Regions from separate parts of the Homo sapiens genome. Here all the other regions are linked to region 1. Evidence: chromatin contacts called from ENCODE Hi-C data. All regions are on one chromosome and are shown on one strand. The core of a region is the stretch at or near the end of the contact, and the rest is flanking DNA. Distances in the headings are between cores, read along the strand shown.

Evidence for each region. Hi-C counts contacts between places; a loop is a spot of excess contacts on that map. Pooled maps may share reads with other maps.
Region 2: a loop to region 1 is called in a map of CD8-positive, alpha-beta T cell, with 6 times the contacts of the local background. The contact joins the promoter of MAK here to the promoter of KDM1B in region 1. A Hi-C loop is called at or near these places in 3 of 168 maps with a recorded cell type or tissue (CD4-positive, alpha-beta memory T cell, CD8-positive, alpha-beta T cell and naive thymus-derived CD4-positive, alpha-beta T cell), 2 of 37 single-sample maps with no recorded cell type and 8 of 50 pooled maps.
Region 3: a pooled map shows a loop between it and region 1 (15-fold over the local background). The contact joins the promoter of GMNN here to the promoter of KDM1B in region 1. A Hi-C loop is called at or near these places in 2 of 50 pooled maps.
Region 4: a loop to region 1 is called in a map of naive thymus-derived CD4-positive, alpha-beta T cell, with 8 times the contacts of the local background. The contact joins the promoter of TFAP2A-AS2 here to the promoter of KDM1B in region 1. A Hi-C loop is called at or near these places in 2 of 168 maps with a recorded cell type or tissue (both naive thymus-derived CD4-positive, alpha-beta T cell), 5 of 37 single-sample maps with no recorded cell type and 8 of 50 pooled maps.
Region 5: a loop to region 1 is called in a map of CD8-positive, alpha-beta T cell, with 9 times the contacts of the local background. The contact joins the promoter of TMEM14C here to the promoter of KDM1B in region 1. A Hi-C loop is called at or near these places in 1 of 168 maps with a recorded cell type or tissue (CD8-positive, alpha-beta T cell), 2 of 37 single-sample maps with no recorded cell type and 5 of 50 pooled maps.

What each region holds. Positions count from the first base shown.
Region 1 is chr6:18,153,693-18,156,736 of GRCh38, forward strand. KDM1B (lysine demethylase 1B) reads left to right here and starts at 1,730. Exons shown (of 22, transcript NM_001364614.2): 1 at 1,730-1,879; 2 at 2,191-2,234. TPMT (thiopurine S-methyltransferase) reads right to left here and starts at 1,385. Exons shown (of 9, transcript NM_000367.5): 1 at 1,341-1,385. RefSeq lists a silencer at 1,431-1,990 and an enhancer at 2,431-2,670.
Region 2 is chr6:10,836,589-10,839,801 of GRCh38, forward strand. MAK (male germ cell associated kinase) reads right to left here and starts at 1,951. Exons shown (of 15, transcript NM_001242957.3): 1 at 1,915-1,951. RefSeq lists a silencer at 2,014-2,143 and enhancers at 2,364-2,423, 2,474-2,633.
Region 3 is chr6:24,773,332-24,776,618 of GRCh38, forward strand. GMNN (geminin DNA replication inhibitor) reads left to right here and starts at 1,606. Exons shown (of 7, transcript NM_015895.5): 1 at 1,606-1,913. RefSeq lists an enhancer at 2,521-2,600.
Region 4 is chr6:10,403,130-10,406,529 of GRCh38, forward strand. It overlaps TFAP2A-AS2 (TFAP2A antisense RNA 2), which reads left to right and starts at 1,373. Exons shown (of 1, transcript NR_145448.1): 1 at 1,373-3,400. It overlaps TFAP2A (transcription factor AP-2 alpha), which reads right to left. Exons shown (of 7, transcript NM_001372066.1): 4 at 1,379-1,610. RefSeq lists enhancers at 1-1,114, 1,027-1,321, 1,117-1,734, 1,545-1,654 and a silencer at 1,035-1,414.
Region 5 is chr6:10,720,882-10,724,432 of GRCh38, forward strand. It overlaps TMEM14C (transmembrane protein 14C), which reads left to right and starts at 2,189. Exons shown (of 6, transcript NM_016462.4): 1 at 2,189-2,360. RefSeq lists a silencer at 2,120-2,249 and an enhancer at 2,189-3,085.

The DNA.
Region 1 (3,044 bases), core at 480-2,979:
AGAAAGTATCTGATTTATATTGGGTACAGAAAAGCAAAAGAATGTTGCAGTTTTCTCATTTTCATTCAGAAACTCTGGAACCTAAATTCAAGGCTTCATAAAGCAGTTCTCTACTTAAAAGAGAAGCATAATCTTTATCAGAGTTCCACAGCAGCCTGGAGTAGCACAACTCTATTCCTTTCACACAAACTTGAACTGTCTAACAAAATCATGCACATAACTTAATCATGTCTTAGTTGTTTGTTTTTGAGACAGGGTCTCTCTCTATCCCCCAGGCTGGAGTGCAGTGGTGTAATGACACTTCCGTCTCCAACACTGGGGCTCAAGCGATCCTCTCACTTCAACCTCCTGAGTACCTGGGACTATAAGGGTGCACCACCATGCCTGGCTAATTTTTAAATATTTTGTAGAGACAGGGTCTTGCTATGTTACCCAGGCTGGTCTCAAACTCCTGGGCTCAACGTCTTAGCTGTTCTAACAGTTTCTCAGCATGGACTCCACTTGTATACATCATTTCTAGAGAAATAAAGTTTATTTCTATAATACAAAAAAAGTGCACATTACAAGAATTAAGGAAGGGAAATTTCACAAAAATTTCTGCCCACAAACAAAGTCCTCAAGTTGTTCTAGTCTCCATTCTCACCTTTTCAAAAGCTTCTGCTATAGTTTTGTTTTTAAATTTCATAAAATTGAGAAGAAACTTTCCTAAGGTGCACACATCTTAAAAGAGTATGACTCGGTGAATTTTTTACATATACATACACCTGTGTAACCACCGCAGAGCAAGACAGAATATTTACAGCACCCCAGTTTCCCACATCACCAGGGATCACTCACTATTTGGCAGTACTTATTTTTTCCCAAAAATCACTAATACACCAGGCTGGGGAAAAAACCGAGAGTCCGTTTCTATAAAAAAAAATTTGAAAAATTAGCCAAGCGTGGTGCAGCGAGCCTGTAGTCCCAGTTACCGAGGAGGCTGGGGCGGGAAGATCACTTGAGCCCAGGAGTTCCAGGTTACAGTGAGCTATGATTGTGCCACTGCACGCTAGCATGGGCGACAGAGGGAGACCCTGTCTCTAAAAGAAAAAAGAAAAAAAAATAATTAAAACACACCAGTGCTTTGGAAGCACTTTAAATCCTGGACATTGGATTCAGGTCATTTACTGTCCGACCTCGTTATTCCCAGTTTCCGCTTCTGCCCTGAACCCCACTTCACAGGGCTGATTGCTAGGCTGTCTACGCTTGTAAGAATTCCTGGGAGCCCTAGCACGGGCGCATACACTCCTAGCAAATCGTTCCCTTTCTCACCCGCACCCTCCGCGCCCGAGTGAGCCTACCTCGCTTACAGCTGGTTGCCGGCCATTGCCTCCGCCACCAATGACGTCCCCAGGGGCGGGTACGCCTCCGCTTCCACCTCCGCCACTTCTCCGCGCCCCGCCTCCGCCCGCGCCCCGCCTCCGCCCGCGCCCCGCCTCCGCCCGCGCCCCGCCTCTTTCCCGCGCCCCGCCTCTTTCCCGCGCCCCGCCTCAGTTCCCGCCCCCTCTCCCGGCGCCCCGTCTCCACTCCCGCCCCGTACCTCGTTGCACAGACTCCACCCACTTCCCCAAGCGCCGGGGTTTGCGCAGCGGCGGAAATGGGCAGGGCGGAGCGAGCGCTGCGGCTAAAGCGAAGGCGGGGACCCTACCCATCCCTAGTCCTGTCGGCTCCTCCCACCCCGGGTCACGCCGTGACAGGGGCGGAAGCGGCGGCGGCGGCGGCGGCCGAGAAGAGGCTGGGGCTCGCGGCGCGGCTGCAGCCGTCCTGTGCGCGCGGCGCGCGGCTCCGGAGAGGCGCCCGCAGTCCAGGGCGGCGCGCACCGCCTCGCTGGCGCTCAGAGGTGGGAGGCTCCCCACTCCGGGGGCGTGCGTGGGGGCCGTGGCGGATTTCGGGTGACAGCGTTGCACAAAGCAGCTTGGTTGGGGTGCAAGCCCTCCCTTTCCCCCTGTGCAGCGCCCCTCGCCGTGGTGGGAGGTGGGCGGGTGCCCCAGGGACGGATACCTCCTGCCCCGGATTAAAAGAGGGTGCGGGGTGGGTATCTGTCTGAAGAAGGGGGAATTCCCGGGCTAGGGTGTTGGGGCGTGGGGTCGCCGGGTTCGTCGCGATGTTGCCGGTCGGCTAACCCCCCTACAATGTTTCCTTTCTGTACAGCGGTGCCTTTTCCCCGAGACTCCCGGCACCTCTTCAGCGCAAAGGTGAGCCCCGGGGCAGTTGCTTCTCCGACTTCGAAAAGCTTCCGAAAGCTTCTCGGAAAGCGAGGCGGCTGCAGCTGGCACCGGGAGTTTGGGGCTCCCTCCTGGGGACTGTCAGAGCCGCGGGAGAACCCCACGGTCCTGGAGTAGGAACTCCCTCGCTTGTTCTTCCCGGCCGATAGGGTGCGGCCAGGAGCCCGCACAGCCTTGCAGGTGTTGTAGTAATTCTCTGGCACAGCCACCACGCGTTGAGACTTGATGAGCATTGCCAGGTTGCTGGGGTAACTCCTCTGGGATTGGAGACCTGGAGGAGGGGTGGCCCGATTAGGGTAGCTGTTAGTCAACGGCCGGGCAGCTGACAGGTGAAAGAGGAAGGAAGAGGCCGACCCAGCTGTAGAAAGTTGGGGTTCAGTGATGTGGAAACCAGCCACATAGAAGTCCAGTCTTCCCTTGGGTAAGCCTGCAGGACTCCCCAGTCCACTCCAGTTGGGGAATCCCCCACACCACGTATACACACATAACTCAAGGCTTTGACCAGTTTTGTTTTGTGTTTTTAAATCTATTTTAGTGGCAGAAAGGCGAGTGGGAGAGAAGGCTTCTTCAGGAGGTACATGAGAAAATTACCATCAATAATTATTTGCCTTGCTGGGAGAATCAACAAAAGATATCTAGGCAATTGGGGATTTAATATTGAATCATTGAACTGCATGTTGAATATTGAATAATTCAATATTGAATTATTCAATATTGGGAGGCCGAGGTGGGCGATCACTTGAGGTCAGGAGTACTTCAAGACCAGCCTGGCCAAGGTGG
Region 2 (3,213 bases), core at 701-3,200, 7.3 Mb before region 1:
ATGGTTCTCCAGTTCACGCACAATAATATTTCTCTACAAGTTACATATATTCTTCTCTGTTGACCTATGGAAAACTAATCTACAAAATAGGAATATATTAACACAGTTTCTTATGTACATGAATATATATAGATATGATACATATGCAACAAAAAACCCAAGTAAATATAACTATCATCCTCAATTTAACAGAATTGTTAAAAACTTGGAATTTTCTACAATCAAGCTATAACATTTATTGACCTTCCTATGGGTTAAAGAAAAAGATGCTTATTTAGAGGCTTAATTATAGACCTACACAAAAATAAATACCCTTATAATTTATCTCTCATTCTAGTTTTCAACTTTTTAATCTAAGTTCATAATTACCGTTTCTCTAAGTGCACAATTGTTGTAAATATAGCCTTTACTCTCAACAGCTTTTGCCAGCTAATAAGAGATTCAGATAGGATTAAAGAAGATTAGCAAAGAGGGCAAATGAAGGGTAAAACAAGCGTCTGCCAAAAACTGAAGAGATAAGGCTTGGATGTCTTCAACGTGGCTTTCTAGAACATATTATGTCACTCCGAGGCTGGCTTAACGCTTCTAATACACAACAAAAGAGTAATTAACGTTTTAAAAGTCACCAAACTCTTTAAAAAGCAACGCAGGAAAAAAAGATCCCAAACTAACCAAGTCGAAGTTTTACAGAAATTAAATGAGCTATTACAATGGGAAAACAAAGACTGTATCTTAAAATATAAAAGCACAGTTCTCTGTGCTCATATTCACAAATTATTTCAAAGCTTATACACAAAAAAAGTCCACCCCGACGAAGAGATTAAACGTCCTGCCCGGTGCCTGCAGTGGAAGCAGGCGGTGGCGCGGTTGGGGGAACTTTCTCCCTCCCGGTCAAGCCTCGGGAATTGAAGGGCCGGGGAGGCGGGGCCCGATCGAAAAGCTGGAAAGTCACTTTTGTTTTCACCATTATTTCACTTAATGGGTTGTGTTTCTGAATAAATAAAGTCAGATAACTTTGGCTTCCCTCTTTGAGAATTCCGTTATCATTAGAACAAATGTCTGTTTCTTTTAAACGATTATCTAACCACATTTGCATACAGCTCTTTCCTTGTAGGATTGAGATTACTAACCACTAAAAACCAGTTTTATTGCTCTCGACACCGCACTCTCGACCTGTCCCTAAATTAAAACGGATTACTTGCAGAAAAGGGACAGTTTTCGTCACACACTTTCTGATCCGACTCTGCAAACCAGGGCTCTTAAAAGGCTCCAGGGACCGCGTGGTGGAAGGAGGGGGCGTCCCCGGGCGCCGGGAGTCCGGCGCCGTTGGGGGGGACGGGGGTGTGCGGAATTCCACTTTCACCTGAGCGTCCTTTGGGATGCACCAGCGAGGGCTGGAGTCGGACCTAATTCCTGTTTTTCTCCCTCCTTTTAGATTTTGCAACAGTTCTGAACTCAGTTCCGCTGCCTCCCTGAGACCCAATCCTGCCTCTCTGTCCTAAAAACAGTTTCCACCGCCAGCCCAAGCAGCAGGGGAGCAGAGGTGGGAGATCCCGGAGGAGAGTTTAGGGGCGGGGGTCTCAGGCTAAGGGACGCCCGGCCGTCATCCTCCCACGCCAGGCCGGCCCCCGCGGTCCAGGAGGCGGGAAAGTGGTCAAGAGGTCTGGGAGACACCGACCGCCTTCCCTCGGGCTGACCACTCCCGCCCGCTCCGCCCCTCCGGGGACCCTCCTCCCTCCAGTCCTTCCCCTACCGGCGTCAGGGACCGGTCTCCGGGCGGAGATTGGCCCTGGTAGCACAGGGCGCCGAGGGGACATGCCCGGCCAGCCTCGCAGGTCGGGCTCCGGCTGGGTCGGACAGAGGGTGGTGGCCCTGCAGCCCGCTGGGGATTACCTGTCCGCGCCTGCTGCTTACCTCGTTCGCTCCCTTGTGAAGCTCCGGCGTCTTGTGTGTTTCATCTCCTAGGAAACGGCGGGGGCAGCAGGCGGGCCTACGGCCGGCCCAGAGAGGGCGTGGCCTCGCGGGAAATCCCCGCCAATTCCCGCAGGCCCCGCCTTCCCCGGGGCGGGGCTTCATGGAGCCGGGGGACTGTCGGCTGAGCTGCAGCAAGTGTGCCATTTAGACTTGGGGTTTAGGGGAGTTGATTACCTTTTCAGTCAGGTCTTTGTCAGAAGTTGGTTTGTTTGCCCTTTATTTTGTTTTGGTTTTGTTCCGATTCATTCTACAAAGTCTTGATTAATTAAAATATGGTTCCCAGACCGGGCAGAGCAAGAGAAGGAAGTCTGTTTGCCTCATACTTGCACTTGTTTACTTGTGCCTGGGGAAAAACTGTTCTTGTATGCAGTTCCTTAAATTGGTCAATTCCTTGGGTATGTATTACCTCTTGAGCTGCCCTTCTAAGTTTGTTTCCATTTATTCATTCAGAGAACCTGCCTAGTATCAGCCACAGAGTTAGATAGTGGTAATTCCAAGAAAAATGACTGAATGTGTGAATAAATGGGTAAATTGTAACTAGTCTAGAATTTAGAGAGGAAGGCACACTTGTGTTACTGCAAATAGTTCAGATTGGCTGGCAAAAAGGGTCTACGAAACAGAAACATAAGTGATGAAGCAGTGGTGCGGCAAGTTAGTAATTATTAGGTGTCAGGATGTGGGCTTGGGACCAAGAATAGCGCCAAGGTAGACACGACAGACATGCCTGTGGCCCTCACAGCTTAAAGTGAAGTAGGCTTTCACGCGTATGTTTATGGCAGCACAATTCACAATTGCAAAGATGTGGAACCAATCTAAGTGCCCATTGACTAATGAGTGGATAAAGAAAATGTGGTATATATACACCATAGGCTGCTACTCAGTCACAAAAAAAGAATGAAATAATGTCTTTTGCAACAACTTGGAAGAGTGGGAGGTCCTTATTCTACGCAAAGTAATACAGGCGTGGAAAACCAAAAACTGTATGTTCTCACTTATAAGCAAAAGCCAAGCTATGAGTATGCAAAGGCATACACAGTGAAATAATGGACTTTGGAGACTCAGAAAGGGGAGGATGGGAGAGAGCCTAGGGATAAAAAAAACTATGCACTAGGTACCATATACACTACTCAGATGATGGGTGCACTAAAATCTCAGAATTCACCACTATATAATTCATCTATGTAACAAAAAACCACTTGTACCCCAAGAGCTATTGAAATAAACATTTAAAAACAGACG
Region 3 (3,287 bases), core at 356-2,855, 6.6 Mb after region 1:
ATAGTGAAACCCTGTCTCTACTAAAACTACAAAAAATTAGCTGGGTGTGGTGGCGGGCACCTGTAATCCCAGCTACTTGGGAGGCTGAGGCAGGAGAATCGCTTGAACCCGGGGGGGGCAGAGGTTGCAGTAAGCCGAGGTTGCACCATTGCACTCCAGCCCTGGTGACAGTGCAAGACTCCGTCTCAAAAAAAAAAATTATTATTGAAAATCCCAAACAGATATAAAAGTAGAGGGAGTGAATAAAAAATCTTCATGTACTCATCCATACTAGCCTCAGCAGTTATCAACACAAGGCCAATACTGTTTTATTCGCACCAGTGGTTCTCAACTGGGGATGATTTTGCCCTGCGGAAGGTTATCTGACAAGGTCTGCAGACATTTTTGGTCTTCACAATTGGGATGTACTCCTGGTAGCTAGAGGGTAGAGGCCAGGGATACTGCTAAACAGCATACAATGCCCAGGACAGCCCCCACCACGAACAATTTGCCCAGTCTAAAATGTCAATAGAGCCCATACTGAGAAAGCTTGATTTATACCTTTTCCCTTGCTTCTCTCAATAATTATTTCAAATAAAATATATGGTATAAAATTTCATCTGTAATTACCATTTATAGGTAGAAGCTATTACAATAAAACCCACAATATTGTCATTACAACTAATCTCTTTTTTTAACCCATTGCTCATCAGGTAACCTTAAACAACTCATATCTTACCATCCCAAAATATTCAGTCAGTGTTCAAATTTCCCTTGGGTATTTTTTTAAATACAGTGTTTAGTTCAGACGAGATCCATACATTGCATTTGGTAATATGTCCCTTATTTGTACTCGATAACGCCTTCCTTCTGCTTTTTATTTTTAAAATATTTTAAAATTAATTTTTTTTTGAGACAGGGTCTCCCTTTGTCTGTAGTCCCAGCTACTCGGGAGGCTGAGGCAGGAGAATCGCTTGAACCCGGGAGGCGGAGCTTGCAGTGAGCCGAGATCGCGCCACTGCACTCCAGCCTGGGTGACAGAGCGAGACTCCGTTTCAATTAAAAAAAAAAAAAAGAAGGAAAAGGCTAGACGTAATTATTACCAAGGTGTTTCTGCTCCTTCAAATTGCAACAGCAGTTGTAATTTCAGTGCCTAGAACAGTAGTAATTGGCACGTATAAGGCGCTCAATGAATAGCTGCAGGATTAACTGATAATCGGTTGTCTCCTGAACAATTCCTACCGCACCACACCATAGTCAAAACACAAAAAGCCAAAATATAAAAGCCCCTAATACAACTACGAGTCCGTGGAGCCAGGGCTTTACACAAATATATGTCGTGTACTACATATTAATATATATGCACATACAATATTTTGTTCTTCTGGTGCTAACGACTAATGGAGGCAAATCTTTCTCCCTTTCGTAAAGGGCTAAAACTTTGCATTTTAAGGAAGTTCCAAGAGCAGGGTCGGAGGGGAGGGTCAAAGGGCACAGGCCTCCCAGCCCGCAGAAAACCCCCACGGTCCTCAAGTACTCGCTACCGTTGACCGCGCAGGCGCAGGAAGGGGCGGGGCCGAGGGAAGAGGCGATTCGCGGGATCCAGAGGCCCCGCCCCTCGTCTGCGTCAGTTGGTCACGTGGTTGTTCGGAGCGGGCGAGCGGAGTTAGCAGGGCTTTACTGCAGAGCGCGCCGGGCACTCCAGCGACCGTGGGGATCAGCGTAGGTGAGCTGTGGCCTTTTGCGAGGTGCTGCAGCCATAGCTACGTGCGTTCGCTACGAGGATTGAGCGTCTCCACCCAGTAAGTGGGCAAGAGGCGGCAGGAAGTGGGTACGCAGGGGCGCAAGGCGCACAGCCTCTAGACGACTCGCTTTCCCTCCGGCCAACCTCTGAAGCCGCGTCCTACTTTGACAGCTGCAGGGCCGCGGCCTGGGTAAGGGCGAAGGGGTTGTTGAACGGTCGCGGGAGCCGGGGCGGGGTTGGGAGGTGAGTCGAGGGACTGCCCCATTGGCTGGGTCGGTTTTGGCGCGCTCTCACTTCCGCGCTTCCTATTGGCTGGCTGGCGCAGTTCCCGAGGCGCGCGCCGCGGTTGGTAGGCTCGGACGCGCGGGGCCACACTGCCCGCCCCCTAGCCTGGCGCTGGGCCTCCGGGACAAGTTGGCTGGGTCCGGGCTTGGGGACTGCAACGCGGGTAAGGGACTCAGCCTGGGCTTGCCAGCTGTGGGGATGAGGCGAAGCATCCATCCTCTTGGCAGTTAAGTGGCTGGTCCTGATCTGAGGGATCTGCAAATTTGGCTCATGGAAAGAGGTGGCTGAATTCTGCGTCTCCCATTAAACGGATACTGGCGTTGTTGATACGGGTTTCGCATGGACCCTGTCCTGTGCCAGGGTTTTTAATCTAGCTATTAAAGGAACTGGAGAATAACAAGTAAGGGTTGCAAGGTCGCTGACAGGCGTGGGAAACTTGTGAAGGATTAGAATGCTAAGTGGCTTTCAGCTTTTTTCACACTAAGGTACGTTTTACGTCGCAACCTAGGACACAGCTATCTAACCAAATGAGACGTGATGGAAGCAATGTTTCTCGTCTCTTCAATTCCATTCTGTTCAGTTGCATTTTTCTAAGCAGTGTTGCTCATGACTCACTAATTTCGAGATCACGGCCCGCGACCCGCAGTTTGAAGAACATTGCGTAGGGTCTGTTTACTGGGGCCCGAACACCATTTTCTTAACATGAAATAGAGTAGAAAATAGCAGGATGCCCGCACAAATTAGATTGTTTTGTTTTCTAAGCTTTTTTTTTTTTTGAGACGGAGTCTCGCTCTGTTGCCCAGGCTGGAGTGCAGTGGCAGGATCTCGGCTCACTGCCACCTCCACCTGTCGGGTTCAAGCGATACTCCTGCCTCAGCCTCCCGAGTAGCTGGGACTACAGACGAGCACCACCACGTCCGGCTAATTTTTGTATTTTTGGTAGAGATGGAGTTTCACCATATTGGCCAGGCTGGTTTCGAACTTCTGACCTCAGGTGATCCGCTTGCCTCGACCTTCCAGCACTTTGGTGATCATGCAGGTGATCCGCCTGCCTCGACCTCCCAAAGTGCTGGGATTACAGATGTGAGCCACCACGCCCGGCCTTTCCTAAGCTTTTTTGTTTGCACATGTGTGTGCACGCGCCAGGACACAAGGTAAAATGTATTAATGTTAGAAGCCACTGCACTGAGTAAAGGCATGGCCACAAAAATTAGGGACATCTATCGACGAGGCACAGGCGCAGACACGGCAGGGGCCAATGGGTAGTGGGCAGTGGGCA
Region 4 (3,400 bases), core at 123-2,622, 7.8 Mb before region 1:
GAAATGTCAAAAGCTGATATCAGCCCTAAAAGTTTCACTGATTTCAGAGACAATGGAGGCAGTTCTAAACAGATGTCTAAATAGAATCCCATAATCAGAAAGTGGTTAAGATAAATTGTTTAAATAAAACAGCAAATTAATTAATTTCAGATTTTATTCCCTACTCAAGTGCTCTTTAATTGTGTGGATTAGATTATACTCCCCTAGGTAAACAGTCTCCAATATTGGGGATGGGGGAAGGGAAGGAAAAAGCAGAGGGCAAGGAAAAGATCTGTGTCAGTGAAAGACTACAAAGGGAAAGCAAAATGACTGTGCAGGAGGAAGAAAAGACTAGAATGGTTGATGTTAAACCCTTCCAAAAAATGATCTTTATAGGCTTTGTGCGGGATATAGCCACTAGAAAGGAACTGTGGGTCTATCAACACATAAGTAAATGAATAACAGTCAAAACAATGAAGTTCTCAGTATTATTAAAGAAGAGAAGAAACATTATCCGGGTAAGTTCAACACAAGCCCCACAACTCACAACGTGCAGTGGAATCCTAGGGGTAGGAAGCCCACAGCAGGGAGAAAACTGCCCTAAGGGAAGGTGCTTTACCTTGCTGACCCTTATAAAATCTTATCTACTAAATGAATCACTCAAACCTCGCAGGGGTGAGGTAAGAATCCCTGGCTATGTATGTAACAGATGCATTCCTTGGTAGTGACTACACACAATGCACGTAAACATGCTCGCACGCAGCCTGGCACACATCAGGGCCTCAGTAAATTGGGAATCATCATCATATGCAAACGCCTATAGTATGGGGGTCTGGAGATGACAGCGACCGGAAAGCATGGCGTGCGGACTCAAGAGGACAACCATTCTCTTCCTTTAGTTAAAAGCCATTCTATTAAAACCCTATACAAGGCACGACCGGTTACCCTCGGAGACCCTACTCAGAGAGGTAAGGCAAAGCGAGGAGCCTGAGAGGAACTTTTCCTGGGCTTGCAAGGTGTGCGCGAAGAGGGAAAAGGTGGCTGTACGGCGCCCCGCGGCTGCAGTGGCCGGGATTGAGCCCGCGGCGGAGCGAGCTGCGCTTGCGCGAGGAGGAGGGCGGAGCGGAGGACTCCGCGAGCGCGCGGCAGCGAACGAAGCGCGCACCAGAACTCGCTCGCGGGAAAGCAGCGGAGAGCGCAGGCGCGCGCCGCATCGCCCGCTCCCCCGCCCCCAGATCCCGCCCACTTGGCTCTACGCTCTTCTCCCCGCCCCCTTTCCTTTCCCGCGTAGGGAGGGCCGCGGCGCGAGGCCTGTTTGCGTCGCCGCCACCGCCCCGGCGCAAGCGCAGTGGTTCCCCCGGCCGCGGGGCGGGGCGGGCGGGGCCGTGCCGGGCCTCACCTCCGGAGCACTCCGCCCAGCAGCGACGCGTTGAGACACTCGGGTGGTGAGAGCCGCCGCTGCACTTCCGCCACCGTGACCTTGTACTTCGAGGTGGAGCTGAGGAGCGAGAGGCGACCCGGAACTGAACAGAAGACTTCGTTGGGGTTCACCACGCCGCCGAAGAGGTTGTCCTTGTTAATAGGGATGGCGGAGACGGCATTGCTGTTGGACTTGGACAGGGACACGGGGCCTGCGGAGACAGAGGGGAGGCCGCGTGTTGGGCGTCGTGGATCACCCCCAAATCCTGCCCGACCCCGGCCCTCATCCCGGCCAGGGCCGGATCCCAGGCTTTGGGCCACAGTCCCCGCTTTTCCGTCCGGCTCTGAAATTCTGTGGCTCTGCTACTTCCCTTCCTCGGGCTCGAGCCCTTCCCTACCTCACCCGGCGGCCGGGAGGCGGCCCTGCCCTCCCCCAGCCAGCCTGGCCTGCGTTTCTGCCTTGACCCTTTCCCCTTCGCCGTCAAGGGTGCTCTCTAGAGATGGGTGGTGAAATTGGTGACCCCTGAGGCGCTGAGCATCCGAGCGGAGTGGGCCCCAGATGAGGTCCAGGACCACGGGTTCAGGGTGCAGGGGAGGGAATTACATTTGCAAACCGAGAGCAAGTTACTTGTACTTCAGGGGTTTTGCTGGGTGGGGTTTTAGTGTCGGGGAAAAACTGCTTCAAAGACCCATTATTAAAATCAGCCGACAATTTAGATGGCTAAAGCACCCTGTAAACGAGCGTTTTAATTGAGGCACCACGCTGGGAAGTGGTGGATTTTGTTGTCCACACCACACGTCCCGTCTTTTTGATAAATAGGCCCTTTCCTATGTTCAATTTTGAAAACGTCTCAGTTTTGGAGATCCATTCCAAGGCCAGTTTTGAACTGCGGAGTGGGGAGGGAAGAACAGGCCTACAGTGGAATACTAGCAATGTGCCCTTTTGTTAAGTAAATACTTAACAGTCCTCTGCTAAAGCGCCTTTATTGGGAAAGTGGGTATATATACTTCCTAGTTAAAACCATAAGCTCTTTATTGCTGGACTCACCACTGTTAGAAAAAAAAAAAATAGAAGACCTGCAGAAAGTATACTAATGCATTACGTTTCTCAGCACCAGTGTAATTCAGATGCATTCACAACCATTTAAGTACAGTATGCATTGTATTTTAAAATTCCATTTGGAGACATCATATGCACACAATCTCATCACAGTGTTCCTTATGCGTTCTTTAATGGGGATATGCTAGAGGTATAGGGAGGTGGGGGGCTCTAGGTTTTGGATAGATCACTTGTGACATTAATAGCTCTGGGGAGGCTAATAGAGACAATAGGAGTTAAACGAACTCTTGAGAGATTACTAATAAAAGAGCCAATTATCATGTCGACTTGGAAAGAGCATCTCTTAAGATTTATCCCTTGCACATCTAATTTGACGTGACAAAGACTTCACAGATGCAAAAATGAAACTTTAAACTAGCTAACAATATACTGATTGGGGTTAGAAATGAGAACAGTTTTATATAGCATCGTCCTCTGGTGGTGCCTAGAATCCTGAAATGTAACATTGCCACCATAACCAAAAAAAAAGCTGCTACCAAGAGTGAATAGCATTTAATTCAGTAAACTTTATTTCTACTCACTAAACACAATACAGATTACAAATCCATGCAAATCACTTGACACTTTTCTAACAATTTCTCCTCTGAACAAGTATGCTAATATTCCTCCCATCTTCAAGATACTAATTTTAACCAAAAGCTAAAATTTTGTTAACCTAATTCACAAAGTTCTAAGACCCTTAAACAGCTAACAAGAAACTAAATTGAAGAACATGAATGTTTTTTTCCTCTACTAAAGAGTGCTTCTTATCATCTGTTCTTACATTAATGTTAAATTATTTGTACTATTTTAGCATTATACACTTCTTAACCTTCATCCAGGCAATGGATTAAACTATCAAACTGTTTCAAAATTGAAATGCCACTTCCAAATCAGTTCAAC
Region 5 (3,551 bases), core at 939-3,438, 7.4 Mb before region 1:
TGGGCTCCTGTAGGGCCCGAGCCTCCCTGATGAGCACCACCCCCTGCTCCACAGGGCCCAGTCCCATCAACCACCCAAGAGCTGAGAAGTGTGGGCGCAGGGCGCAGGACTGGAAGGCAGCTCCACCTGCAGCCCTGGTGTGGGATCCACTGGGTGAAGCCAGCTGGGTTAAGTCTGGTGGGGAGGTGGAGAACCTTTATGTTTAGCTCAGGGATTGTAAATACACCAATTGGCACTCTATATCTAGCTCAAGGTTTGTAAACACACCAATCAGCCCCCTGTGTCTGGCTCAGGGTTTGTGAATGCACCAATGGACACTGTATCTAGCTACTCTGGTGGGGACCGTGGAGAACCTTTATGTCTAGCTTAGGGATTGTAAATACACCAATCGGCACTCTGTATCTAGCTCAAGGTTTGTAAACACACCAGTCAGCACCGTGTGTCTAGCTCAGGGTTTGTGAATGCACCAATCCACACTCTGTATCTAGCTACTCTGGCAGGACCTTGGAGAACCTTTGTGTGGACACTCTATAGCTAATCTGGTGGGGACGTGGAGAACTTTTGTATCTAGCTCAGGGATTGTAAACGCACCAATCAGCACCCTGTCAAAACAGACCACTCGGCTCTACCAATCAGCAGGATGTGGGTGGGGCCAGATAAGAGAATAAAAGCAGGCTGCCCAAGCCAGTAGTTGTAACGCACTTGGGTTTTCTTCTATGTGGAGGAGGCTTTGTTCTTTCTCTTTTTCTTTTTGCAACAAATATTGCTGTTGCTCGGTGCTTAGGTCCTGTGTTGTCTTTACAAGTGGTAACGCTCACTGCGAAGATTTGCAGTTTTGCTCCCAAAGCTACGAAGACCACGATCCCACCGGAAAGAACAAACATATTCCAGACGCACTGCCTTAAGAGCTTTAACATTCGTTATAGAAGTCTGTAGCTTTGCTCCTTGAGCCAGTCCAAAGCTAGGGAGACCACGATCCCACCGGGAAGAACAAACAATTCCAGACACACTGCCTTAAGAGCTTTAACATCCACCACAGAGGTCTGTAGCTTTGCTCGTTGAGCCAGTGAGACAGCAAACCCACCAGCAGAAAAACTCCCTGAATACTTCTAAACATCGGAAGAAAAACTCTAGAGACACTGCTTTTAAGAACTAACACTCATCGCGAGGGTCTGCAGCTTTCTCAAGTCAGACCAAGAAGCCATCAATTTTGAACACACTGGCACGTTGTGATCTCTCACTATCTCCACTAAAAATAACAAAAATTAGCCTGGCAGCCAGGGGTGGTGGTACAGGCCTATAATCCCAGCTACTCAGGCAGCTGAGGCAGGAGAATCAGTTGAACATGGGAGTCAGAGGTAGTGGTGAGACAAGATCATACGCTGCACTCCAGCCTGGGCAATAGAGTGAGACTCCACATAAAAAAAAAAAAAACTTGGCTGGAATTCGCTTTATTCACTGACAATTATATTGGTCAGATTTGTGTATGTTGATACTTGTAGGGGATGGAGAGGGAGAAGTCAACGATGACAGCAAATTTTAGTGTAGAGCAACTAAGAGAATGGTGGTGCAGGAAACGGAATAGGAGTGACTCCAAGTGGGAATGGAGATAATATGCTGTGGATATTTTGGGTCCACAGAGCTGGGTAAAAATCAGGTTTAACTTACTCCCCATCCCCCTTTAAGATGCTTCTCAAGCAGCCTCACTCCCTAAAACAAACGGATATTTGGCTTTGAGCCACATTATTCTGCAGCCCCCGTATTTTCTTCCAGGCAGGCCCTTCCTGGTGTAGACAAGATCGGGCTTGAGTGACACTCCTCCCTGATGGCCTGCATCTGGTTTATACCCTGTAACTTGTTCCTCTATTAATGGGGTCCTTCAAAATCCAGCCTCAGATTCCCTGGTCCCGCAGCGGTGGCCTCACCTCTGGCGTGGCCGAGCTCACGTGGTCCGGCTTGTGCAAGTCCCAGGTCCAACTCCGGGTCTCCTGCTTTTGGCCACTCAGGATTGGACCTGGGACTGATACTGGTCGGCCCTGCAGGCGCTGCGGACAGGGGAAGCACAGAGATTCCCCGCCGCGTTCCCTGGACTCAGGAGCTCGCCGCGATGCCCCGCCCCACTCTCCACCCGCTGAATGCAGGGCGCATGCTGCTACTTGGCGGCTCAAGCCCCGCCCGCACCGTCCCCATTCTCTGACCGCCCCTCTCCCGGTACACTGCGCAGGCACAACAGAGCCGCTCCCCTCTCCTCGCCCCGCCACCGGGACGGAGAGCGCCCGCCGCTGCATTTCCGGCGACACCTCGCAGTCATTCCTGCGGCTTGCGCGCCCTTGTAGACAGCCGGGGCCTTCGTGAGACCGGTGCGAGTATTTGGGGATTATTCTTATTTTCTGCCACTTTTAACTTTTAGGGATTATTTAGGAGTTTCACGGCCGTCTGCTTTTCGTCCCCCCGATTCAGCGGGCCTTCAGGCCGTGTGGTCGGTGCTTTTCTCGTTGGGTATTTTCTGCTTTTAAAAGAAGTTGTGGATGCGCGGAGCCCCTGGGCTCCTGAGGCAAAGGCTTACCCATGTAGCATAGTGTTGCCTCGTTTCTTGGTGATTTTCTTGCTCCATCTCTTTAAAAGCCTCCCTTACTCGGTGCCGTCTCGAGTTAAGAACTGTGGGCAAGATCCCAAGCCCGCTGCCCTTCCCTGTTTTATGGAAACTTAATTCTTTTTTTTTTTTTTTTTGTCCTTGAGGGAGGGACTTGCTCTGTCGCCCATGCTTGAGTGCAGTTGCCTGAATATGTCTCATTGCAGCCTCTGCCTCCTGGGCTCAAGCCATCCTCCCACTTCAGCCTCCCAAGTAGCTGGGATTTACAGTCGCATATCACCATGCGCGATTAATTTTTTTATATTTTTTAGTAGACAATGGGTTTCACTATGTTGGCCAGGCTGGTCTTGAACTCCTAACCCCAGGTGATCCGCCCGCCTCGGCCTCCTAAAGTACTGGGATGACAGGCGTCAGCCACTGCGCTTGGCCTAATTCTTTAAACAGAATAAACGGGGTATGCATTGCTTTCATCTTTTGGCTCACTGGACACAGGATACTTTCTGTAAGAAAATAGAAGCTGTTTTTCCAAGGGTGTAGTGTCACATGTGAATATGACCACTGTTTCCGTATATTTTATCCTCTCCTACTACTGCCCTCCTAACAAGAACTGTGAGTTGGACGCAGAAGTTTCTAAAAAAGTTGAGCTTTGAAATTGGCTGTTGCAGCAGGGATGAAAAGCAACACCCCTACCTCCCCTCAAAAGAGACATTAAAGTAGTTGGATTAAGGGCACGGGAGTATTTGCTTTTGAATTTAGTGATAACATGGGTAGCTGATGAAATGACTAACACATTCCCTGATTTTAGAGCTGGTCAGTGGATCTTGCTGAGTTTCCCGTGGGCCTATGTGATTAAAACTGAGGTTTTCATGACAATGGTCAGCATCTGTTCAGGGTTTACTAGGTGCTAAGCACCTTTACATGTGACATCCATTGAATGCTCACTACAGCCCCAGGAAAT